Linked DNA regions of Mus musculus: all the other regions are linked to region 3. A link is a loop called in an ENCODE intact Hi-C map of the cell type or tissue named here. Cell type or tissue: heart. All regions are shown on one strand. Links, peaks and the distances in the headings refer to the core of each region. The heading gives the core; the rest is flanking DNA.

Region 1 (5,000 bases), core at 1-5,000, 66 kb after region 3:
CTGTTTCAAAGACAGCATTCCTTGAATTCATGGAGCTATCACTAGAAACAGCTGACAAGATGGCACAGTTGGTAAAGGTACTTGTCACCAAGGTGAGTTCAGTATCCAGGACCCACATGGTGGGTGGAAGGAGAGAGCCAACTTCTGCAAGTGTGGTACATGGAAGCATGGCACAGTGAAAATGAAGAGTCATGTCTTATATGAAATACTGTCTGCCTTTGTTCACAAAGCATTTCACTAAAAGAAAAGTGGGCCAGTGTCATGGATCAGTAGGTGAAGGTGATTGTGGCCAAGCATGAAGACTTAGGTTCAATTGTCAGTATCCACATGGTGGAAGGAGGGAATCAACTCCTGCAAGCTGTAGTCCGACATGATCATGTACGTATATGTACACACACACACACAACATCATTTTCCCCTGCCAGTGACCCGAGTTCCTACTCCTATTGGTGGCAGTTCCCTTACCAACTGGTTCTTGTGGAGATGCCATGTTGATGCATAGGGAAATGCTAGTTTCCAGAATGTTCTCAGATTCCTGCATTTAAGAACTGTTGGTTTTCATTGCTTTGTCCCAGACTTGGAAGAAGCCAGTATTCTAGATGTCTTTGATAACTTTGTTGCATAAACTATGCAGGCTGGTATGAATTGGACCTTAATCTTAATCCAATTTAAAGGTCATTGCTCTTTTGGACTCTATGGAACTGGTGGAGTTGAACTTGGCCCTGATGTGATTTTGCAGCTGCTCTTTGAAGGAGTGTGCGCTGCTGAAGCCGGCACTTGCTTCCCATCCTCTCCCAGCTGGCTCATAGGGAACTGGAAAGTTCACACCTTTGAGCCCAGCACTTGGGAGGCAGAGCCAGGTTAAGCTCTGTGACTTTTAGACCAGCCTGTGTCCACAGAGAGCGTTCTAGGATAGCCAGTGCTATACAAAGAAACCCTGTATTGAATTTTTTTTTAAAAAAGAAAAGAAAAAGGAAGAGTTTTAAAGAGTTTTGAATCTCTTACTTAATCATCAAATCATCAGACTGAACAGTAATTCTGTGAACCAGGATTATACGAATTGCTTAAGGGGAAAGTACTGATGATACATTTCATTCTTATTGCAGTGAGTCATTTATTATTCATAGTGAAGCTTTTACTACATACATTTAAAGTTCTGTCAAACTATTTTGAAATCATGTCAATATACAGTTAGTTCTGAAGTACTTTCATATGCAGTGGTTTTCAGTATTAAATATGTAACCATAAAAATGAAATCTACTCTTAAAAGTTAAAAGTATAAGGTTATGTTTTTAAAATATTTAATGTTTATAATTATCATTTTATTTGTTTTTTTGTTTGTTTGTTTGTTTGTTTGTTTGTTTGTTTTTGATGCAGGGTTTCTCTGTGTAGCCCTGGCTGTCCTGGAACTCACTCTGTAGATCAGGCTGGCCTCGAACTCAGAAATCCACCTGGCTCTGCCTCCCAAGTGCTGGGATTAAAGGCGTGCGCCACCACACCTGGCCCTTATAATTATCATTTTATTACACATATAATATATACTTTATAAGTTTATTGAGTGCTTGCTTCTTTCCCCCAAACTGTACAGAGATTGTATGCTGTCTCATTTGCTCTCTGCCTTCAGTCCTCAGGAGCCAGCTTTACAGATAAAGAACTGAGGATCATTCAGTAATCTGCTTTATGTTACAAAGCTGGTGACAGAGCAGGAGTTCCACCCAGCCTTTACCCACTCTGCCATTCTGTATCCATTCTCAGCACAGGCAGCTGAATAACATTGCTCACAGAAGCCTGGAACAGTGCTTCTCTATGTGTCAGTATATTCTGAGATATGCTAAGACTAAAAATTCTTCTTTAAAAAAACCCCAAAGAACAAAAAGACTTGTCCCATAGATGTATGATAACTAGAATTACTCTTTTTTAAATGACTTTTAGATATGGCTTTCACTCTTTTTTGTTGTTGTTGTAAGAAAACTAGGGACAAAAAAGAAAAATTAGGAGCCGGGTGTGGTGGTGCACGCCTTTAATCCCAGCACTCGGGAGGCAGAGGCAGTTGGATTTCTGAGTTCGAGGCCAGCCTGGTCTACAGAGTGAGTTCCAGGACAGCCAGGGCTACACAGAGAAACCCTGTCTCAAAAAAAAAAAAAAAAAAGAAGAAGAAGAAGAAGAATTACAATACAGAAACTATTTAGAATTTTTTTATTCAGTCTTTGTTCAGCATAAAATTGGCTAAGCTAGAGCTAAAACCTTAAAGTACTTAATTATAAACATGAAAATCTGAGCAGTAATTTTCCATAGTAATTCTTTGTGTACAGAGGCAGTGATTGCAGGGTGCCCCCTTGTGGATTCCTGTGGCGGTGACTGTCTCCTTCAGGACCTTTCTGATGGAGCAGCTGTGCCCAACTGTGTGTGGCTTGGGTAGCAGGGAAGCACCTGCAGGAGAGATGGGAACCTGCTGTTCAGTGTAGCCCTCTCCAGCCTCTTTCTTCTCTTAGCTTGTATTTCTTCTTTATTTTCTACTTTGATGAAGGAAAAATACATATATTTTTAAAAATCACCAGCTCTTCTCCACTTTCTTTTCTGGTCCAGAAATACGGAAAAAGGATACCTGGACACAGTGCCCTTGCTCTTTAGCTTTGGTGATACTGATTGGTCTATGGCTATGCCATGGGGCCATGGTACTCTCTGATAATAACATGAGCTTTTGTATGCCTCCAGCTTTCTAAGCTGTATCAGCAAGTAAATAGTCCAAGCTTGATGACGGCTGACAAGTCTGGTCTGTTGTCTCTTGTGCTGTGAGATGAGTAATGACTCGCTTTATGTCACAGGATGAGCTCATCGGAGTATTGGTAATAGAGTTGGGTTTTTGTGTAATTTGGCCAGAGGATGAGCTTTTTAGTAATTATCTAAATGAAGGGTACTGGCTTCTTTTCCATTTCCAAATGCCTCCGCTTTCATATATTCCTAAATGCTATAATTCATTCAGCCTGGTGTCTCCCTGTACAGTGGCATAGGCTTAACTAGGTTGAAAGAAATGCTGTGGGCAGCCTTCCAAACTTAACCCTTAGTTTTTGCCCCTGAAGATGTCTCTATTGGAGTTTTCAGTGTAAGGACTTTGCTTCTACAGAGACAGGTATGAGAGAGACAGACAGACAGACAGACAGAGATAAGGGACAGAGGGTTATCAAGTGTGAAGAAAATACACATTTCCAACATTGTCACAGCAATGGATGTTTTATTGTTGATTTATAGTTCCCAACCCCTTTATTAGATTGTATTTTGGAAGCTCTTCCAGGACAATTCTGAAAAACCTTTTTCTCCAGCAAGGCCTGTATCAGATACTATTTTTCACGTGCCCTATTTCTGCGGAGTGAGGGAGTCAGGCTGTGAAGAAGGATTTACACATAAAACTTATTATTGCAGGATTCTTTATGAGAAAAATAGGAATTAGAAAAAGTTGAGTAGCTACCACTTTCTATGCACATGAACAATTGCTGTCACACACACTACAAAGTTTATAGTCTTCCTGCTTCTTTCTCCAGCAGATGGGAACAAATACAGAGGCCCACGTCAGGCAGTATGCAGAGAGTGAGGGACCTTGAAACACTCTGTCTGGAAAGAAAACATGACGATTGAAAGGACACACACCTAAGCACAGGTCTGCTCAAGTGTCCACACACATTACTGTTTAATTTCAGACAGAGAAGGACAGTTTCCTAATAGAAACTTTTCTTGTCAAATCTCAGTAATACACACATGCTACTGATTGCTGAAGGTCATCGTCTGATTGTGGTACTGAACAAAGTGCCTTGGAAAGAAAGGAAGGAAAGAGGGAAGGGAGAAGGAAGGAATGGAAAGGGGAAAAAAAAAAAGGCAGGAGGGCAGGCAGGTCGGCCAACCGGCTGGCCGACTGAAAGATAAATAAGAAAGTAGAGGAATTGAAAAGTTCAACCAGCAGGACCCAGGGACAAGTGTTGCTCAGGAGGGCGTTCAGAAGGCCTGAAGCTGAGTAACTTAGGAACTGTCAACTAGTGCAAGGAATGAACCATGGAGCTGATGTGCAGAGCTGAATAACAAAACGTGTCCTTTGATGCTTAAAGGAGCTGGATTATTCTAAGAGTAGAGGGAAAAAAACAGTTGTTAGGCTCATTGAAGGACACACTGTTTCCAGTGAAGAGCCACAGTGCCCAGAGTTTTCCTCTTTAGACAAATATGTGTTTATAGCCTTTAGAACCATTTATGTATATGTGTATATATATACATACATACATACATATACATGTATATGTATATATAATTAAATTATCTTTAAAATACTTTAAACTATCTCATTAGGATTTAAGATATGTTGTTACTGTAGTTGTTAATATCATCTATGTGACTGGGATTTGGCTTCTCAGTCATTTGAAACTATAATTTGTGTGTGTGTGTGTGTGTGTGTTTGTGTGTGTGTGTGTGTGTGTGTGTGTGTGTGTGTTTGCTTCCAATTTTTATATAGTGTGTTGAAACAGCGAAATGAGTAGTAGTAGTTAATGGAAATTAAGCTTTAAAGCTGAGTCTAAGCCCAGACGCTCTCATGGCTCTAGCACCTGTCAAAACTGGCCTTTACTCTTCTCTAATTCTTCACTTCAAAATAGGAAAAAGCCACCTCCCCATAGAAAGAACTGCTCGTGGAAATTATGAATTTTAAACAATGCCTCAGAGGTTAAAAGCACTGGCTGCCCTTCGAGAAGACTTGGGTTTGATTCCCAGCATCCCACACAACGGCTCACAACCATCCTTAACTCCAGTCCTAGGAAATCCAGTGTTCTTCTGGCCTCTCCCATCACTGCACACACTAGGTGCACACATGCAGACAAGGACCCATACACAGAAAATGAAGGAAAAATTTCAAGTGCTTGTATACACCTTAAGTGCTTGCATGGAACTTGGGGGTGTTTCAGAGGCAGCCTTCTTGGGGTCTGCCAGGTTTTCATGGTTACTCCCTTTCTTTCAGCTCAATC
Region 2 (10,931 bases), core at 2,871-7,870, 150 kb after region 3:
AGCTTTTATACTGTTGGACTTTGGCTTTGTTTAGGTTCGATTGTGACTGTGCCCTGGTCATCCCCTCTTGGATTAGGAACTCAGTTAACTTATTTTGATTTTACAGGAACCTAGTTATGAACCTTTAGATATTTTAGAGAAACGTTGGAGTTTTAGAAATATTGGATTTTTAGAAAGATATTGAACATTTCAAAAAGAGTCCATATGTTTAGTGTCTGACTTTTTAAAGACTGTGGTGATTTTGAAGTTAGGATGTTTTATATATGATATTAATACCAATATATGAGATCCTGGGGATAGGCAAGAAAGGGAAGGATACTGTTAATAGTGTTGTATTGGTGTGTAAAGTTAACAAGGGGTTAATGGTCCTGTTTTTTTATTTTATTTTTCAGTGTGATATAAGCTAGAGTCACTTGGGATGGACCCTCAATTGAGAAAATGCCTCCATAAAATTGGCCTGTAGGAAAAATCTGTTAGGCATTTTCTTGATTAATGATTGATGTAGGAGGATCCAGCTACTACATGGGCAGTGCCTCCTCTGGGATGGTGGTCCTTGATTTTACATCCAAGTAGGCTAAGCAAACCATGATGAGGAAGCCAATAAGCAGGGCTCCTGCTTTGAGTTCCTTTGTTGATGGACTGTAGTGTAGCTTTGTAAACTGAAATAAACTTTTCCAAGTCAATTTTTGTCATGGTGTTTTATCACTGCAATAGAAACCCTAATTTAAATACTATGAGTAGAAAAAATGTGATCTCTCTGCCCCTGACTTCCAGGTGAGCCCTAGACAACTGTTGTTGTGTCTAACCTATCTGAATATCTAACTGTATTCTCTTCTAAGTTGCTTGTGCTCCTAAGATTTCCTCACAGTAGGAGGAAAGTAACTACACATTCCAGGGATCTGGAGCAGGACAAGCTTGCATCATCGGTGGCAAGCTGCCGAGCGATCTTCCTGGTCGAGCTGTTGGTTATTTGTCTCATAGTCTGATAGTCTTAGCCCACATTGGTGTAGAACTCACTAATAGTCAAGGAAATCATCTGGCCCAGCAATAAGTAAGTAAGTAAATAAATAAAAACAGATATTGTGATGGTTTGTATATGCTCGGCCCAGGGGGTGGCCCTACTAGAAGGTGTGGCCCTGGTGGAGTAGGTGTGTTACTGTGGGTGTAGGCTTTAAGACCCTTATCCTAGCTACCTAGAAGCCAGTATTCTGCTAGCAGCCTTCAGATGAAGATGTAGCACTCTTAGCTCCGCCTGCACCATGCCTGCTGGGACGCTGCCATGCTTCCGCCTTGATGATAATGGGCTAATCCTCTGAACCTATAAGCCAGTCCCAATTAAATGCTGTCCTTATAAGAGCTGCTTTGGTCATGGTATCTGTTCACAGCAGCAAAACCCTAACTAAGATAGATATACACATATAAAAGCATGAAACTAGATACTTACCTTTCACACTGCATAAAAATCCACTCTGAACAGATCAAAGACATTAATGCAAGATCCAAGACTTTGAAACTGTTAGAAGAAAAGTAAAGCAAAAGATATCCAAAAAAAGCATAGACAAGGGCTTTCTAATAGGATTACAGTTGCTTAGGAAATAATTTCAATAACTGACAAATGGGACCTCATGAAATTGAAAGGCTCCTATGATGCAAAGGAAATACTTAATAAAGAACATCCTGGATTAATATCCAGACAATACAATAACTAAAAAACTGAACAAGAATAACTCACAACACACAAACTTTATATGTCCCAGTACAGGGGAACGCCAGGGCCAAAAAAATGAGAATGGGTGGGTAGGGAAGTGGGGGGGGGGTATGGGGGACTTTTGGGATAGCATTGGAAATGTCATTGAGGAAAATATGTAATAAATAAAAAAAAAAGAATAACTCACACTTACTTACTAAATGGGCTAATCGAAGTCAGCAGTCTACAAAAATTGTATACAGAAGAGACCTGATCAATATGTGAGAAATGTAAATCAAAACAAATTTGAGATTCTATTGTACCAATCAGAAGGTCAGAGAACTAATCCTGGCAAGGATGTGAATGAAAGGGAACTCATATTCATAGCTGTTGTCCTGTAAACTAGTCTGGCATCCATGGAAATTGGTACAGAAGTTTCCAATAAACTATAAATCAATCAAAGAGACATTTGCACATTACTGTTTAATACAGCACTATTCATGATTGTTAAATGATGGCACCAAGTCACCTGGATGAAGAAACTGTGGCATGTACATAGAATGGGATCTTTTTCGCCACAAAGGATTAAGTTATGATTTTTTTTTTTTTTGAGACAGGGTTTCTTTGTGTAGCCCTGGCTGTCCTGGAACTCACTTTGAAGACCAGGCTGGCCTCAAACTCAGAAATCCACCTGCCTCTGCCTCCGGAGTGCTGGGATTAAAGGCAAGCGCCACCACTGCCCGGCTCAAAGGATTAAGTTATATTGTTTGTAGGAAAATACACATACCTGGAGACAATCATATTACATTAATTAAGCCAGTCTCAGGAAGATAAATCTCATATTTTCTTTCATTTGTAGTTCCTATGGCTGTTGACTAGTCTTGTGTCAACTTGTTTCACACACTAACAGAGTCATGTGAAAGTAGGAAACCTTAATTGAGAAACATGCCTCCTTTAAGACTCAGTTAGTGATTGATGGGGGCAGGCCCAGCCCACTGAGAGTAGCTCCACCGTTGGGCTCGTGGTCCTGGGTTCTATAAGAAGGCCTAGTGAGCAGCACCCCTTCGTGGTCTCTGCATTAGCTCCTGCCTCCAAGATCTTCCCTGTTTGAGTTCTTGTCCTGTTTTCCTACAGTAATGAAAATCCTTTCCTCCCAAAGTTGCTCTTTGGTCCTGGTGTTTCACTGCAGCAATAGAAACCCTAACTAAGACACTAGACATTTTTTTTTTTAAAGATTTATTTATTTATGTAAATACACTGTAGCTGTCTTCAGACACTCCAGAAGAGGGCGCCAGATCTTGTTATGGATGGTTGTGAGCCACCATGTGGTTGCTGGGAATTGAACTCAGGATCTTTGGAAGAGCAGTCAGTGCTCTTAACCGCTGAGCCATCTCTCTAGCCCCAAGACACTAGATTTTATATAATCACATAAAATCATGAATGTATACAGAACATGAAAGAGAACATTAAAGTAGAAGTGAAATTGGGAAGGGTAACTAAATGGGAGATAGAAGAAATGGGTGGGAGGATATAATCTGTACCTGTAAGAAAATTAAAAACAAGATTAAAATTTCAAAATTGAAAAAGGATTATCTGATATCAAAATGCCAGAAGGACAGCAGGTTGTGGGGTTTTTTTTTTGTTCTTTTTTTTCACTTTGAACCATAGCTAAGATTGTCTCTGGCACAGAGTGTGTATTCAAAAGACGATTGTTAAATAAAACTACAGAGATCTGAATATTGTCTTAAGCAACAGTGGTTGAGAAACTTTACGTACCAGCCTGTCCTGTGGCTAGACCCAAGCAACGATTGATAATGGTAGGTAGCACAACTTCACAGGTGTCAAGTTCAGACACTTTTAAACTAGAAATGTGAATCCATAAAGACTTAAAAGACTTCCCTGAGGCTTGTAATCCATTCACAGGAGTTTAGGAAGCACTAATTAATGTTTTGTTAAGGCTACCTTTGCTTTTTAGCTTCAGCCATCTTTTCTTGGTAATGGCATTTTGCACAAAGTTTAGACTTTGCAGAGCTTTAATGGCATCAGTGTGAATACATTAAATTTCAGATGGTGAATTTTCAATAGGTAAAGACATATTTTCACCGACTGGCTCAAAATAACCTGTCATTACTTACTAATTCTGAAAATACTATATGTCTTTTCTTAATAGGCAGATTAACATTAGCAAAAACAGCGAATTTTCCTTTCTGGATTACTGAGTCACCTTTTATTAGAATATTGGGCAAGTCTTCACTTACTCAGCCAGATAGGTTGTGCTGTACTGGGTATGCCCCTTGGACTTAGTATATTTACTTTTTTTTTTTTTTTTTCCTGCTTTCTACATTCACTGTTTTTAATTTAGGCTCAATGTTCTCTTACCACTAATCCCTGTCTTGGCTTTGTGAATAAAGCACACAGACTGGCTTTTGCCTGTAGGTGAGATGGTTATTTAGAGTCTTGTTCTTGTTTTCTACCAAGCTTTACTTTGGACTTGTTTTCATTTTGGGTTTTAATAATAAGATAACCAAGAGCACGGGAACATTAAGAAACTCAAGAGATGGACTCTTTTGTTCTTCTTCTTCTTCTTCTTTTTTTTTCTTTTTAAGTCAAGGTTTCTGTGAAGCTTTAGTTAGCCTAAACTGGGCTTGAACTTGAAATGGTCTGCCTTCAGCCTTTACCTACTTAGTGCTCAGATTCCGCCGTGGCGGTCTGGTTTATAAATTCACTTACAAAATATTGGAGATAATAGCGTAGAATACAGTCCGGTGTGGTGTCTTCCACATCCTTTCCAAATTAAAGCCCTTTCAAATTCCTTGTAACAAGAATAACAACAAAGTCCCTGTAACTTTAATGTATGAGCAACACGTCAGAATAAGATTGTAGAAACGAAGATCAAAAAGGAGTGTGGATGGATGTATTATTTTCAGATTAGCCTGCGAGACTTGGATAACAATTTCAGAAATACTTTGGAAAATAAAACGTACCTAGAGCAACTCCTCGGTAACTAGTATCGATAAAACAAGTATGTCTTTACTTTGATAAATAGAAAACAGCATTAACAAAACTTCATGATGAACTGGAGAACTCTCTTAACACAAGTCTCTGACAAGAGAAAAGACAAAATTCTTTTCAATGTCAAATCACTTAGGCCAACCCAACAAAAGCACTTCGCATCCCTCGCTTTGCTAGAAAGCAGCACTGAAAAGAAATGAACGAAATCCAGAGAGGCCAAACAGTGTCGACGTTCATAGTAAAAACTACAAAAAAACGTCCGAAGATTCTGGGTAAAGACGCACAGACGTGGATGAAGGGTTACAGGTTGTTTTATCAGACCTGGAAGACTTGCTGAAGATAAACTATTCTGTTCGCGTGTCTGCACACAGAAGCAGAAGCCCTTCCTGCCGCGGGAACCCTGGGAATTGTAGTCGCGGAGCCACGATGGCTGTAAATTTGTTTAGCACTCCGTGGACGGCGAGCCCTTGGTTCCAATTCAGTGTTCTGGGTCCTCATAGGTCCGGTCTAGCTCACCAATGAGCTACTAGGTTTGAGAACATCCCGCCTCTGGTTGGGTGTCCTTCCTCACGTTGCTTCATTTTCAGCCAATGGGATAATAAAGCCAGCAGAGGTGACAGGGTCACCGCGGAGCCTGCAGCTCCTCCGCCGCCAGCGACTCAGCCCTGTGGTTCTTTGAGTCGGGCCGTGGCTCGGGGTCTTCGCCGCCCGTTGTCCGCCGTGGTGGGTGCGGCTCTGATGCTGCGGCAGGCTCCGGACGCCCGGAGCTCTGGAGGGTACGTAGCCGGGGCCGAGGTGGGGCCGAGGGGCCGCTGCTGCGCGGGCCGGCCGCTGCGCCCGCCTCCTGCCGGCATCCCGCGGGCTGCCTCGGACGGCTCCGGACGTGCTCTTCTCTCCTCTTCCTTCTGACCAGCCAGCCCGCCCTACGAGTAGCGGGTGTCCATGTCGCGGCGTTCTTTCTGTAAATCTGCGAGCCTCTGCGCGCAGGCCTCCATTCAAGAGAAACTCGTGTACACAGGTGGTGGGCATTTGTGCACTTAGCTGCTCCTTTGGTGATACTGTCTCCTCAGCGCTTGCAGTAGAAGTTTCCCACTGGGTTAGTTCTGTGCTTGCATGGTACTTGCCAGACATTTTACTGTCTTGCCTTTTTTTTTTCCCACCCTGTTACCCGCTCAAAACTGCTACCTGAAGAAACTGAGGCTTGGAGACGGTAATTCAATTCCAAAAGAGTTACAGTTATAATTGCAAGGAGAAGCCAGATCGGGTCTCGGCGTTTGATAGTGGTAGTTGCTTTTCAACCCGGCTTAATCATTAAGGATTTAGGATAAGTGTGTGCCCGCAGCAGCTCTTAGCACGTGAGGGCTAAATACTTCTATTAACTAAGTGGTGATTCTTAGCTATAAGAAAAGGAATACCTTTCTGACATCTGCCCAGACACTGATGTCTCGCGTGTCTCTAACTCCGTGCTTCAAGACTTCTTGCCCGTTGGCATCCTCATCTGGAAGCTGGTTGGACATCTCAGATTCCCAGACCCACTTACACCCACTGAGCTTGAACTTACTTTTGGCAAGGTCCCTTAGGTGATCGCAGTGTCCTTAAAGTTTGCGAAGGGTTCTGTTTGTCAACATAGAGCCAAGGAAGAGAAAATAAGTTTGGGTCGTGATGGTATGCCTTTAATCCCTGCTTTGGTAGCTATTGGCAGGCAGATCCCTCCTAGTTTCAGGCTCATCTCAACTACATAGGTCAGCCAGAGCTAAGTAAGGAGAAGAAAAAGTAAAGGCATACGTCCTATGCACTGTGACCTCTACTCAGACTGAGATACAGAAAAATGAGAACAAAGCTTTTGTCATTTGCACGACGTTTCCCTTTTCAGAAAATGAATGTGTCTCTTGAGAGTTTTAACTTAGCCGTCCCAACTCTTAAAGTAGACATCAATGTTAACTGTTTCATAATTGTCTTGTAATTGACACCAGGTGCGGGCTTTGGAAGTAAAAGAGCAAATTAAGACAAAGGGGATGCTGATTTACTGTTGCTGGCTAGTTAGATTAAAAGAACCTTGTGCTCTTTATATTCAGTTTGGCAAGGTCTGTGTAAGCCCCACCCCCAGTTTCTTCCATTTGTCGTGAAGATCTTCCCGTTAGTTTTTTGTTGTTTTTTGTTTGTTTGTTTGTTTTTTGTTTGTTTTGGAAGGAAGGGTAGAATTGCTGCTACTCCCAGTTTTCCCAGTTTATTCATTTGGTTATTTGATAATAAAGCTGAAACAAACTGCCAGACTCACTTATCCTAATTCCCAATAGTTAAAGATAGTGTTTCAGAGAGTTTTAGTTTTTAGTGTTTTAATAATAATTAAAAAATATTTTCTATGACTGTTTTGACTGCATATATGTCTGTGCACATGCCTGGGGCCAGAAGGAGGGCATCAGATCCCCTGGAACTGGAGGTAGAGTTGTAAGCTGCTTTCTGGGTGCTGGGACTTGATGCCTGGTCTTCTGGAAGGTCAGTCACTATTCCTAACTGTCCAGCCATCTCTAGCCCCACTTTCAGTGCTGTGTTCAGAGGCATTCATTTATACAGCAGTGTAAAGTTTCAGGCTCTTGTTTGCACCAGAAATTATTTGATGTGCATAGGTCTTGGGTCTTGCCTTCAGAAACACCTACTCATTTGGATAGGCCCAAGGAAATTGTATTGTTTGACGCTGTCAGGTCCACGCTTCTTGACATTAGTGCTTTTGATGGAAAATGCAACTAGCAAACAGATGAACAAGCACACTTGTGTTTGTGCTAATGTGGTGTTCATTACAGAAGGAAAAGGGTTTCCATTTGTTTTGTTTTAACCTTTTATTTGCTTGTGGTTCATTAGCTACTATAAATGTGCTCAGGACAGCATTTCAGGTTATTTAAAAATTATTGTCTCTCTTTGCTGTGTGCATGTGTGTTGTGTGTGTGCACACACTTGTGTCTGTGTCTGTATGAATGCTGTGGAGGCTGGAGATCAACTTTGAGTATATTCCTCCATCTCTTACTCAGCCTTCCTTTTTGAGGCAGGGTCTTTGCGGAACCTGGAGGAGCTAAGCTGGCTCACCGGTGCTCTGCCTTCTACCTGCCTCTCTAGCTCCAGCACTGGGATCACCAGATGTGTAAAACCAAGTGCTTGCTTTTGTTGTTTTATACTGGGGCTTGGGATTCAAGTGCAGGCCCTTGTGCTTGCTCAGTCAGCACTACCCACTCAGTCATCTCCACAACGGTCAGTCTGTGCATGTGTGCACATAGGGTGCACGTCTGTGCATGTGTGTGGAGGCCAAGGGGCTTCCTCAGGCTCCCTCCAGGTTACTCTTCGAGATGGGGCTGTCAGTGAGCCTCCAAGGATCCACCTGGGTGTTTCTCTCTAGCTAGGACCGCATGCAGCACTGCATCCAGCCTCACATTGGTGTTGGAAATGCAAACTCAGTTTTCGTTGCATAGCAGGTTCTTTATCAAGAGAACTATCTTTCCAGCCCTAAAATTATTGTTTTAGTGTGGTACAGAATAAATAAATTTTTACATTAGCATACAAAGTAATGGATTCCATGATGATATCTTCATACATATTGTATGTTGCTCTCATTAATTCCTTTCCTACATTTATTTTGATTTCTGCTAAATTTGGAATAGAGAAGTGTGGAGAAAATTCCTGCAGTAATCACATATAACTAGTTTTCCAGCCTGTGAAGGAAAATATTTCTCTTAAACAATTTAAGTTGATAGTTAATTTAAGTTGATAGCTAACAAAGAATATTTAGTATATAAATTGGGCTTCAAGTTCTATCTTAAAAAAGATTAATTTTTAATTATATGTATTTACATATGTGCTCATGGAGGCCAAAAGAGGGTATCAGATACCCTGGGAATGGAGTTACAGATGGTTGTGAGCAACAAACATGGAAGTTTAGAGCTGAACTTGGGTCCTCTGCAAGAGCACTTTGTGCTTTTAACCACTCGCCATCTCTTCATCTCCAAGTTCTACCTTTTAGCGGTAACCCCCTGATATCCTGTCACTCCAGAAGCAGGTAGAGAATATTGGGTGTCTTTGTCCCAGCGTCCTGCCTTGCGCCCCTCCCTCCTGTTTTTCTTTTATTGAATGCATTTATGGCACTAGGGAATGAAATTAGGGTCTCATCCCCAGGCCAGTTGCTGTCTTCCTGTTTTGACAGGCGTGGTCATGCACTCATGCAATCTCAGCACTCAGGGAGCTTTAGCAGAGTGGGAGGTTAGCTCGGGCTGTGCACTGAGACCTTGTATCACAAATCAAAGTAAGGTAAAATAAAAATTGGTTATGTGAGCTCAGCAATCTGCAGCTAAAACATTGATTATTTGAAAAGGTTCAGCCACATAGTCAAAAAGGGGTGTCTGTAACCTGATGCCATCCAGATACTAAAATAAAATGAACTTCTGACATTGAATAGCCTTGCTTTGAAGTTTTATGTTAAACCTGTCATTTGGAGAGCAAATCCGAGAACTCCTGCCTGCTTTTCTTACCTCGTTTAAAAGTTGTCATTGCTGTGCCATTTGACCTACAACTCTCCTTGTTTTGGTGTTGAGTTTCTGACCCTTCCCTAGGTAGACCCCAGTGTGAGCCCTTATCAGCAGGGTGTGAGGACTGGAAACTTTAAGATATTTTGACTGCACGTCATTCTAAAGGAAGGAGAAGATTATATATAACATTTAAGGGATGATCTCCATTGAGTAGTTATTGAAGGATGACAGATAAAAACAGAGTGTTACAGTGTCAAAGCCTGGACACTGTGAAAAAGCCACTGTTTGCTGTGTTTGGCTTTGTTGTAGTGTGTGTGTATGTGTGTGTGTGTGTGTGTGTGTGTGTGTGTGTGTGAGCATGCATTCATTTACTGTATCTAGGTTTATGTACATATTGGTGCATGTATGCCACCATGTGCGGAGGGTGGAGGTCAGAGACAAGTTGTGGGGTTGGTTCTCTTGTTCCTCTGTTTGGGTTCCAGATGTGGGACTTAGTTGTCAGCTTTGGCAGCGAGTGCCTGTACCATGGTCTCCCAGATTGCTTGGTTGAGGCACAGATTAGAGAGAAGCCCTTTTTTATTGTTTCTTTCTCTCTCTCCCTTGCTTTCCTTCCCTGTCTTTGGAATTGAACTCGGAAACTAAGTAAGGTGTGCTAGGCAGTGCTCTGCCACTTAGCTTGTTCCTTGAACAAAGTCTTCATTTTGAGTCAGGGTCTCAGTCAGTCACCCAGGGAGCCTTGAACTTGAGCTCTTCCTGCCTCAGTGTCTGAGGCAGCTTGCATTGCAGGTAGGCCACAGGGCTTGGCAAGGGTGGTCTCCTTTGCTCTTCTCCTTTGCTTTAGGAGATTTCACAGTTTGCTGTGCATCTCTCCTCACCCCCTCCCCACAGAGGAGTAAGAAAAACCCAGGCTGTCAGCTCACCACTTTGCCTTGAGGCATTTTTTTTTTTTTTTTTTAGGCCTAGAAAGGTCCTAGGAGGGAAAAGTCCTGGCAGTGTTACAGTTTGAAAAGGGGAGCAAAGGTTACAAGCTTGTACGTAAAGACCGTGCTTATTGGAACCTTAGTGTTAAAATATGTATTGCTAAAATGGGATTTACTGGAGTATTGAGGATGGCATATGTGCTTTTGCATATATAAATAACTTGATTGCTTCCTTCAGCTTATGTTCATTTTATTTTTCACAAGCTTTAGAATTGCCAGTCCTTATTTTTGTGTGTGTGATTTAGATTCATCTGCTTCTTTCTAAAGATATTATAATGTAGTTACTTAAAGGTACCAGAGCTAGGCACAGAGGGTGCTTGCTTGTCATCCAAGCTTTTGAGAATCAGAGGCAGGGGGATAATACACGGACAGCATCAGCAGCGCAGTGAGTCTGAGGCCAGTCTGCACTGTGTAAGTAAACAGACAAATGGAATCCTTGTCTACCTTGGCAGACGAGGACTGATTTTGTCAACCTGACTTCTACTCTTTTTTTTTGTTGCAGAATTTAAGAAGCTTTTATTCATGTGCATGTCATAGAAGATGAATTCATCCTCTTCTACTATGAATGAAGAACCTGATGCTCTATCAGTAGTTAACCAGCTACGGGATTTAGCAGCAGATCCACTAAATAGAAGAGCCATCGTCCAGGATCAGGGATGTTTGCCTGGCCTTATTTTATTTATGGACCATCCAAACCCTCCTGTCGTTCACTCAGCTTTGCTTGTAAGTTGCTTTTAATAC
Region 3 (10,240 bases), core at 5,241-10,240:
TGAGATCTGTGAACAATGGCAAACAAGTATCTGAAAATGCTTGTTTCTGTATCTTTGGGGGTTGCAGAGTGGAATTACTTCATCATATGTGATCTGTAATATTTTGAAAAACCATTAAACTGTTATCCATTGCAGCAAAACCATTTTACATGTCTTCCAGCAGGGTCAAAGGTTTCTGGTACTTTCACATCCTTATCAACATCTGTTATTTCCTGTTGTATAGATAATTAGACTTTAAAATATCTGATAGCCACCCTACTGTAGAGGAAGTGACACCTCGCTGTGGGCTGTGGTTGGCATTTGCATCAGCCTAACTGCAAGCTGCATTCAGCGCCTTCCTATGTTCTCAGTGATACCCTCCTAAAATGTTTGCTTAGTCCTTCTTTCTGTTGTAATTGTTCGCTGACTTGCTTGTTTCTTTGGGAATTCTTGCTATATGCCCCAGGCTGGCTCACCCTCACAATTCTGCTGCCTCTGCTTCCCCAATGCTAGGATCACAGGTGTGCCCTACCACATCCATCCCTTTGCCTAGTTTTTAATTAAACTATTTGTCGTGGGGAAATTCATTAAAGCCTTTGTGTATTGTTTTAGACAAGAGAAAGTGTCTTGCTATGTAGCTCTAGGTTGGCCTCAAACTCATGATCACCTGCCTCACTCTTCACAGTACTGGACTCTAAGCATGTAGTACCATACCTGCCTGTTAATAAGCTTTCACCTTGAACATCATTTCATTTTTTGAAAGCAATAACCAGAATTACTAATTCTCACTTATTCCCAAGTGAAAAATTTACTATAAAGTTGGCTAAATTTGTATATCAAGTCTATTCTAAGAATTGTGAATATTAGTAATTCTTGCATTAGTTGATTTCTAAATTTTGTAAGAGTTGTTTTAATTGCATTTAACCAAATTCTTATCCTTGTGATTAAGATCAATTTTAATGTAAGTTTCAACAGTTAAAAATAAATTTTATTCTGCTAACATATAATTTATTTCATGGTCTTATAAAATGTTTATATTTAAGTTGTTTCCCTAGAAATAAAATTATTTTGAAATTTTAAAAGAGGTATTTCTTTTTTATTCATCAGTTTGAATGGTTTTAATTTTTTGAGCTAAGAATAAGATGCTGGAATGGATATAAACAGGTTATTTAGAAACTCTTACAGGTTTCTAACTTGAATAACTCTGGACATTAAAGAACTCTGTGACTGTTATGATTTAAACTTGAAAGGAGGATGGCGTTTGGACTGTTGGATCTTTATCTGTGCATATACACTATATAAATTTGCATAATGCAGCCTGAAAAACTTGAAGGCACCATCATCTCTCATCTCTCATCTCTCCTTCAGGATATTTAAAACTATTAGGAAGATTTCCTTGCTTCAGATTTCCATTTTGAAACCACTGTCTATAAAGCTATAGCCAGAGACATTTTAAAACATATATAAATTAGATATGAATGCCAGTTTGTTGCAAAGCACAGATGTAAATATTGCACTGGCTTTCCATTATAGTTCAGAAGAAAACACAAGTCCTCCAACAGGCCAACAAGGGCCTTCAGTGGCCTGAGCTTGCCTGCCTGCCCTGCTTCTGGATATTAGGCTCTCCCTATCTTGGAGCTACTTATGCACTAGACATCTGTACCGGGTCTCTCGTTCAGGAAAGGCCTCTTCCCAACCCTCAGGTCTTGTCTAACTCACTTCCTCATTCATAGAGGTCTGTGATAATGTGTCACCATTTAAGGAAAGCTTCCTTGGCCTCAGGGTCCTGCTTTCTGGTATACCTTTTGCTGTCATGGTACCAGCTATAGTTTGGATAAGTACCTTCCAAAAGCCAAGAGGGTTTTCAGCCTATGGTGCCATTGAGATGAGACAGACCACGTAGGAGTTCATTCTGAAACATGCCCTAGGAGGTTGGTCTGTGTCCTTTGCAAGTTTTTAACCCAAATCGGGAGAGCAGCTTCATATCATAGGATATGAAGCTCCTTTGCCACTGGCGCAACAATAGTCTAAACAACCATGGAATGAAAACAGCAAAACTGTAATCCACACAGATCTTTCCATTGTTCTCCTCGTAAGCTTCTCTATCATAGTCATGTGCTAGTGACAAAAAGCCGAGTAAATAAAGCCCCTAGTAACACCATGTCAAGTTATACAATCCCACACTTACTTACTTACACATGCCCCCATTACTATGTGATGTCATTCAGGCAGGGACCACTCTCTGGCTTATTTTAGATACCTAGGAGAATATCCAAACACTTGTGGCTATTTGGTAAATATCCATGGAAAATACAAATGTATAGAGAATCTGGGGATTGAAAAGGCACTTGAAGGTATTTTCTCCCCTCTCTTGCTGCTGTAATTGTGCTATAATTTTAAAAGGAAATCTCATACCTGCTTGAGAGCAAGTATCACAGTACATATGTAGAGGTCAGAGGACAACTTGTGGGAGTAGGTTGTTCTCTCTTCTACCATGTGTGTCCTGGGATTGAAATTAGGTCGTCAGGGTTGCTAGCAAGTGTCTTTACCTGTTGAGACATCTCTTTAGCCCCAAATGTCACCATTTTATATACAAGTGACCATTCAATTCAATGATACTTGTGATGAAAACTGTGTAACAGTCAGAGGACGTGCTTTCCAGTGCCCATGTCATCAGGGACTTTTGGTCATGTATATGAACACACACACACATGTACATATAATTTAAAAATAAAAAAGTTGATAAAAACTGCTTAGTAATCCATTTTTAGGTGCACTATAAAAGATCTGTTGTTCTAAGATTCATTCTTTTCAACATTTACATGGCCATTCATGGACAGTGAAGGAAAGGGCCGTCTGCTCTTCATGACTATTCTCCCAGAGATAGCAAGAGAGGAGCCTGTTTTTAGAAAGAGAATGTAAATATCACACAGTCGTTTCAATATTTATAACTAGAGAATAAAATTTGTGATCCCTTTCTGTCAGGTCTCCCAAATCCTTTAATTAAGCAGATGTGTTTTCTGCAGTGCCCTAAACAACAAAACAAAACAACTTTCCCATTTTAAAATCTTCCTATATTTTTAAAGGTTTTTTTCCTATTCTTTGAGAATTTCATATATGTCCCAATGTAATTTGATCTAATCAACTCCCCACTGTGTAAACGTTGCAGCTCTGCCGGGAAAGGCTTCTCCTACAGAAGTGTTACAGTTCTCTAGGGCTGCAGGAAAAGAGAAGGTTTCTCCACCTGAAGTGTTATGGCTCTGCTCTGGAAGGGACAGGTTTCCCCAGGAAAAGCTCTGCTCTGGTGAAAAAGTTACAGCTTTGGACAAAGAAGTATCCTGCCAAGCAGGAGCCAAGGAATGCCACAAAGTCACACTGCACAACCCGAGATCTATTGGAAGGGAAAAACCAAGGAGGGTGCTGCCTCTGCTCTGAGAAAAGCAGCAGGGAGCTGAACAGAGGTCACAGTTTATTTGGTATTTGGGTGGGGTGGGGGGGGGTGGGGGGGTGGGGGGGTGCTTTTCAGGGTGGGATTGTTGGGATTTTTGGGTTTCTGTGGCAAGTTCAGCTGTTTCTTGGCCCTAGTTTTGGGGTCAAGTGAGAATCTTTTGGCCCTTTTACCCCACACACCGTCCCCTCTCCAACTTCTTCTAGATCCCCCCATATTTTCCTCCCACTCCTTTTTTCTTTTTTCTCTTTACAAACTTGAGTCCAATTAGTAATGCCCAAATGCACATGAATGTAGGGCCAGGCCACAGAGCATAGATAACCTTTAAGAGGAGAGGCAACACCTCTTAAGAAAACTGACTCTCCTTCTTTAAGCAGCCATTATCTACCAATAACTATGAGCTAGCAGTGGGGCCTCATGAGCGCCCCCTACCTCAGACACACACACAGATGTAGGAATGTGGATTGGCTTGATTCCGTGCTGGTCTTGGACAGGCAGCCTCAGATGCTATGAGTTCATGTGTAGCAGCTCTGTCATGGGTAGGGGACAATTTTATATTTGGCACAGAGAAATGAATCTAGAAGAAGCTTAAAACCTGTTCTGACCCAGAATTAGAACTGAGTATCATTCCTGTATGTTTCCCAGATCTGCTATAACAAATGGCTAGAAGCTGGTTGCCAAAATAGCAGATGTTTAATTCTTCATTGTTATGAAAAGTATAAATCCAAAATTGAGTTGTTGCTCCCTCTGAATGTTCTAGAAGAGAATTTCCCCCTGGGGCTTATAGTAAGAGTTCAGTTATATTGGAAGCTGAGGCTGCCACTTGGCCATTCTGGACCATTCTGGACTCCTAGTTAACTCTCAGAGCCAGGAGGGGATGCTTATGTCATCTCCATAGCTACACAGCCAAAGAAGAAATGCAGGAGACTTTAGCACTGTGCTTGGTACTTGGTGTTCAGACTCTGTGGGTAAACTATAATACTTCCTATAATAGATTGCTCAGGGAAGGTTTGGTCCACTCATAAGGCAAGGAACCTTACCAGCTAAGACATTTCCTGAAGGCAAACTGAGTATGCAATGGTCATGATAGAGAGAGAGATGGCATTTATGAGTGATAGTCATCTGAACACTAGCACATGCAGTTACAAGGACAGACGACAAGAGGTATGAGTATTTTGACATAGATCTGTACATCTTAATCAATTATTTTCTACTTCTCTCTATCTCACTCTTCCAATACTGGTTAATGCTAGGTAGCCTTATACGCTAGTTTTTAAGTTTCAGAATATTAGGGAGGTTCTGTCATTTGCCACATGTAGGAATGAATGTAACTCAAAGACCTTATAATCTCTTTTGGATAGGGAATGATCTGGCTAGAGCTGTACAAGAGAAAGCTACATATTCCAGGAAGAAGTATGAAATGCTTAAGTGATCATGGATGTCAGGGTGACATGGATAGATCTGGAGTGATTCTGCCCTGATAATCAATTTTGCTAACTAGGTCTGCATTTCCCAGACGTTGCCTTCTTCCCCATCCCCCATGCCCCATTTTTATGGCTCTGGTTTCAGCTACCCATAGCAAAGACTTGCAAGATTTGAAAGGTGGATATGAAGTCATTATATGTGGAAGGTCTATAGAACATTGTAGACATTGTGCAAATGTCTTGTTCTGTCAACTTGCCTCATGGTAAGGAGTAGTACCCCAGGCCTGAAGCATCTCTATTCTCTGTGTCCAGGGCTAGCTCCTTAGCTAACAGCACGAGCATCTTCTGGGTCACTGGGGTGAGACACAGTGAGGAAACAACAAGGGTTCCAATTTTCTTCTCATAGATCACAACTTGTCCAAGCCTCTGACTTCTTTGCAGCTGCCTAGTGACTTCACACTCACTACCAGACATTGAAGCTGAAGGCTTTCATAAACCTCTTTACTAGGTCCCCTCCCTGCTGCCACTTTAGTGGCTTTTCTATAAGCCTGTAATCATTCCTTCCTAACCTTACCACACCAGCTTCTCCATCAGAAAGCCTGGTATAGTAACACATCTCTACAATAAATCCTTTTTGCACCACTTTTAGTGATTCTGCTTCTTTGATCCATATTCATACTTTGCTATTTCATAGCACTGTACTAAGTAACCATCTTCTTTGGGCAGTTTTAGAATCATCTTGTTTAAAATACACTGGACTATGTTATGTTCCATGGTCATGTTAAAGTGCTGTAAGTCTGTATATTCAGAGGACATTCTTGTTAAACATCCAAGTCTTGTGTATTCCACTACATTATAGTATAGTATAGTATAAAACATACTAGCATATAAAAGTATAAAAGCATCCTTTGTATGGATCTTGATTTTCTTTTCTATTTCTTTATTTTTTGTTGCTTTAGGTAAAGGGATTTCTTTCATTACTTAAGTTTAAAGTTTCTCTCTGTGGTGGTTCATTTTGTGCCATGTTGGTTAGGCTGTAACATCCAGTTGTTTGGCCCAACATAGGTCAAGATGCTGGCAACACTTAATCTCTAGATGTTAAGCAGATTACCCTCTTCAAAGTGGCTGGGCCTTGTCTATTCTGTTAAAGGGTTTAAGAGTGAAGATTTGCACTTTCTTTCTGAAGACTCCAGCATAGAAAGAAATCCTGCCTATCTTTTCAGCCTGGCAGTTTTCTCTTATCAGTTTCAGATCCCAGAATGCAAAGTCCACTATTACTGTCTGTCTGTCCATCTACTCTCTAGACATCAGCTTTAGCAATCTTGAGCCAATCTCTTGAAATCTCTCTTTAACATCTCCCCTCACCCTTTCTGGAGTTCCTCTGATGCACCCTAATGCCTTCCCAACAATACAGAAAACATAATACTGCATGCTATGGTGGAAGACATGGCTCTCAAGTCAGACCAGCGTTTACTAAGGAAGTGACTTAGTTTTGGAAAGGGACTGCTCATTTGTATAAATAAGATCAAATTACTATGTGTTGGGTAAAAATACTGTATATAAAATACCTGCCAGGGCTCTTGGCTCAAACAAGGACCCTGAAATAGACCTTACTGGAAATGTACTGTTTAGTTGCCTATTTAGTAGTGAGTCTTATTATTTAATTAATCAAATATTTGGATATTACTAAATGTGGTATATTTTACTCAATGAAATTTTACCAGTATCAACTTTGTGTAGAGGTACTCAAATTTGTTGTTGTTGTTTGAGATAGAATCTCACTATGTAGTCTGCCTGGTTTTGAACTCACTATGATACTTGAGCTTATCTTTAACTCTCAACTCTTCATCGTGTTGCCCTAGCTTTCCAAAGGCAGCGATTACAGGTTTGTACCACCATGTCCGTACATATCACTTGAGGTTAGTTCTTGAGATTTATCTGTCCTAGGTGTAGGGCAAGTTTGTTTCTAGGAATCTACTTCCAATTTAGTCAGCTGATAAACGACTTTCTGAAGACTAAGTGGCCCACAGTGCTCGGTGTAATCCCAAGTGAGATGCTTAACACATCTACTACAGGGACTAATTAGGATTTCAAAAGCAGTGAGATCAGTTGCTGCACTAAAAGAATCTCATTAGTGCTTCTTCATCTAGTGAAGGCAAATTCCATGACACAGAACGGATCGTAAAACATGATGAAGACCTGGCATGTAGAAAATACACAGGGGCACGAGGTTTAAATAATAAAAGAATACACCTTCCACCTTTGTCCGTTTATCTGATCATGTACACTCGGTACTCAATTTATAGCATCATTAAGCCCAGGCTCAGCACTGTACTTCTTCTAAGACCTGCCACCTTGCCAATCTTAAATAACTGGGAGACTAGATGCCCTGAGAAATGATCCAAATCTATTTTGCCAGGGGGCGGGGGTGGGGGTGGGGGTGTGGAGCTCGTTCATGCTAAAAGTATCTGATGCTCAAAGCATCAGAAACAGTCGGCTCCTGCAGAAAAGCTTTGGCAGTTTGGGGCAGAAACTTAAAAGAACAAGCAAATTATATCCTCACCTTACCAAAACAGGTGAAAAGCTCTCTTACATCCTAGCCAGCAAACACTAACAAAGAAGGGCGATGGTTGGCTAGGGGAACTTTTGGTCTCTTTGTCATCTTTGTCTTCCCAATATCGTCATTTCTCATTTTCTTGGTTGCAGAATTTCACTTTTCTCCATCCAAAGACCCTCCTTCTCGCTCGGGAGTTTTTGGTCTTTTTCTGCTCTGCAGGCCCCGAAAGTCTGGGGCCTCACTTGCCAAGGGAAGCCACTGGAACCTTGCCTAGGTAGGGCACGGACGGTGACATAGCGGGAGCACTGAGCCCCCGAGATCTGCTGGCGTCACCGCCGCAGCGGCCTCCCGCGACGCCCTAGTACGGGAATTCCACAGGGGACGCGCGCGGTGCCCCGACGGGCGGAGCACGGAGAGGGCGCCCGGTGCTCTGGGCATTTTGGATCTGTCGGACGAAACAGCGCCGATCCGGTAGGCCGAACAAACTCCGGGTCGGTGCGCCCGAGGATGCCCCACGTAACTCTCCTGCGCACGCGCCGCGGGTTGCGGGGAGGGAGCTGCGGGGAGGCGGGAGGGGCCGGGGGGGCGCGGGGCGCGGCGCGGCGCGGCGCGGCGCCTAGCGCAGCGGACGCGAGCAGCCCTGTCCGGACAGCCGGCGGGCTCCTGGGCGCGGCGGCGGCGCGGGGCGCGGGGCATGCGGCGCGGCGTCGTGACGTCACGGTGGCGGCGGCCGTGGTTGGCGCAGGGTCCGCTGCTGCAAAGTGTGAATTACGCCGGGCTCGCGCCGGCGGCGGAGCGGAGTGAGGCTCGGGGGAGGGGAGGGGGCAGGGCTCCGGCGGCCGAACTGCTCTACGCTCCGCGCCCGTGCTCGCGGCCCGGGCCAGCTCTCGCGCCGCGGAGCGCCTGGGCGGCGGGTTCCCCTTTAACGCCGCCCGCCCGGCTTCCCGAGCCCGCTGCAGCCCTTCCCGCCGCCAGCCGCGCGGAGGGCCGGGAGGCGTCGGCGGCCACTAGCGCCGCCCGCCCCGCGCGCGCCTCGGCCCCGGGTCCCCGCGGCGCGGCCCCCTCGTAGCGCAGGGGCGGGCGACCGCGGACTGGCGGGCGCCGCGCGGATCCAAGGCGGACGTGTTCAATGGAAGTATGCTACCAGCTGCCGGTGCTGCCCCTGGACAGGCCGGTCCCCCAGCACGTCCTCAGCCGCCGAGGAGCCATCAGCTTCAGCTCCAGCTCCGCGCTCTTCGGCTGCCCGCATCCCCGGCAGCTCTCGCAGGTAACCGCCGCCCCGGGGCCCGCAGCTCGGTGCTTTTGTCTTCTGGAGGGACTCGGGCCATTGTTCCCGCCTCGGTAGGCTGGCCTCCCCTTCCCGGAGTCTTTCACCCTCGGCTGTGCTCGGTGCCCCTGGCCTCTGCGACCCTCGCCGCGGCTAACCCGTCACGCCCGCTGGTAGCCCCAAGCCATGACTTTATCCTCCCCTCCTTTCTCTGTGTCTCCTACCAGTTGGGCCTCTTGTCCCCTTAGTCATGACCCTGAGCTCACCTTTTCGCCCCCCACCCCCTAGCCCTCCCCCACACCTGTGCAGGTTCTCGAGCCTTGCAGCGCTGCGGGTGCTGAGTTTCTCAGAACAATAGGCCTAGTGGTCCCATTGTGGTCCTCACCCGAACTGCGAACTGCTGCTTTGTAGGGAAGGGGCCTAGGTGTCAGGAACTAGTGTGCAAAGTTGATGGTTTCCAATCAGTTTTCTCGCTTGATAAAGGCGGCTTTAGTTCAGAAACCACTGATGAGCATTCACAAAGGACTTTGTTTCCGATGGCCCAACACCAGTTGCTGTTGAACATTAAAAAAAAAAAAATTTTTTTCTGTGACGTCCTTGGCTCAGCTCTTTAGTTGGGTTAAATTTGGTTGCCAGATTTAGAATAAAGAGGAAGAATTTTACTTTGTTTACATATGAACCTGGTGCCCTCATTGCCTGCTGCCAGAAGTTCTGTGTTTATGAGATTACTTTTGGGACGGGTACTGGAGGAGTGTGCTTACATTTGCTGGTCTAGACTCCAATCAGTGAGCCTCAGCCATTCATCCATCCATCCATCCATCCATTCATTCGTTTATTTGTGTGCTTGTTTATGGCAGGGCCTTTCTAAATTGTTCAGTCTTGCCTTTAACTCATGATCTTCCTGCTTCAGACTTCCAAGTACCAGGCCTGAGCCATTGCCCTAGGTCCCGTATTCATTTCGTAAAATAAAGTATTCTTATTTTTTTCTATTGCTTAGTATTTCTTTACCCTTTATAGCACACTGTTTCTCCCTTCAATTATATTGTATTATAAGAAAGGAAATTTTAAAGACAGTTAGAATGGACAGCATCTTTTAGAGATTTTGCTTATAGTAGATCGCCAGTAAATTCTATTTGTCATTTGCCTTTTTTTCTTTTTCCTTTTTGGCCTGCAAGATAGAGCAGGAGGTTCTGTGTGAGTTTCCTTTCAAAGAGTTCTTCTTTATTTAAGGTCAGACTCTTCTGATACAAGGTAGTATGCTAAAGAATTCAGTGTAAAATACTAAGTGGAATTTCAAATAATACTTTTGTTACTTTGAAGTGTAGTTTGTGAACTGTATTTTTTATTATTGCTTAACACGTTTTAAAGTTCCAGAATAATATCAAAATATATTAAAGCACTCAGGAGAAGGTTTTCAATAATAGTAATTAAAGGTCTTTAATGGAAGTAACTTTCATTTCTAAATACTGTTTTCTTCCTGAGATCAGCAGACATGACGAACACCCACTTTCACTTACATATAAATAGTAAGGCACACTTTATCTAAAGTTATGAAATATGTGTTA

The links. Peaks named below come from ENCODE experiments on the same cell type or tissue, not always from the same donor. Only the 100,000 strongest peaks of a DNase experiment are listed, where the experiment ranks them.
Region 1: a loop joins it to region 3, with 4 times the contacts of the local background. A loop is called at or near these places in 8 of 42 quality-filtered maps.
Region 2: a loop joins it to region 3, with 6 times the contacts of the local background. A loop is called at or near these places in 4 of 42 quality-filtered maps.

The regions. Positions count from the first base shown.
Region 1 is chr3:19,243,195-19,248,194 of GRCm38, reverse strand. It overlaps Pde7a (phosphodiesterase 7A), which reads left to right. Exons shown (of 13, transcript NM_001122759.2): 4 at 4,994-5,000. Among named protein-coding and RNA genes, the nearest start is that of Mtfr1, 58 kb to the right of the region's middle. In heart, for the core only: a CTCF peak has its summit at 2,338 (motif pointing left); no DNase peak of the experiment used is centred there.
Region 2 is chr3:19,157,454-19,168,384 of GRCm38, reverse strand. Armc1 (armadillo repeat containing 1) reads left to right here and starts at 5,290. Exons shown (of 7, transcript NM_028840.3): 1 at 5,290-5,475; 2 at 10,693-10,913. The coding sequence starts at 10,731. In heart, for the core only: CTCF peaks have their summits at 2,966 (motif pointing right) and 5,456; a DNase peak (open chromatin) is centred at 5,204; H3K4me3 peaks cover 2,383 bases; H3K27ac peaks cover 1,676 bases.
Region 3 is chr3:19,309,299-19,319,538 of GRCm38, reverse strand. Pde7a (phosphodiesterase 7A) reads left to right here and starts at 8,217. Exons shown (of 13, transcript NM_001122759.2): 1 at 8,217-8,675. The coding sequence starts at 8,538. In heart, for the core only: no CTCF peak of the experiment used is centred there; DNase peaks (open chromatin) are centred at 8,158 and 8,848; H3K4me3 peaks cover 3,185 bases; H3K27ac peaks cover 2,471 bases.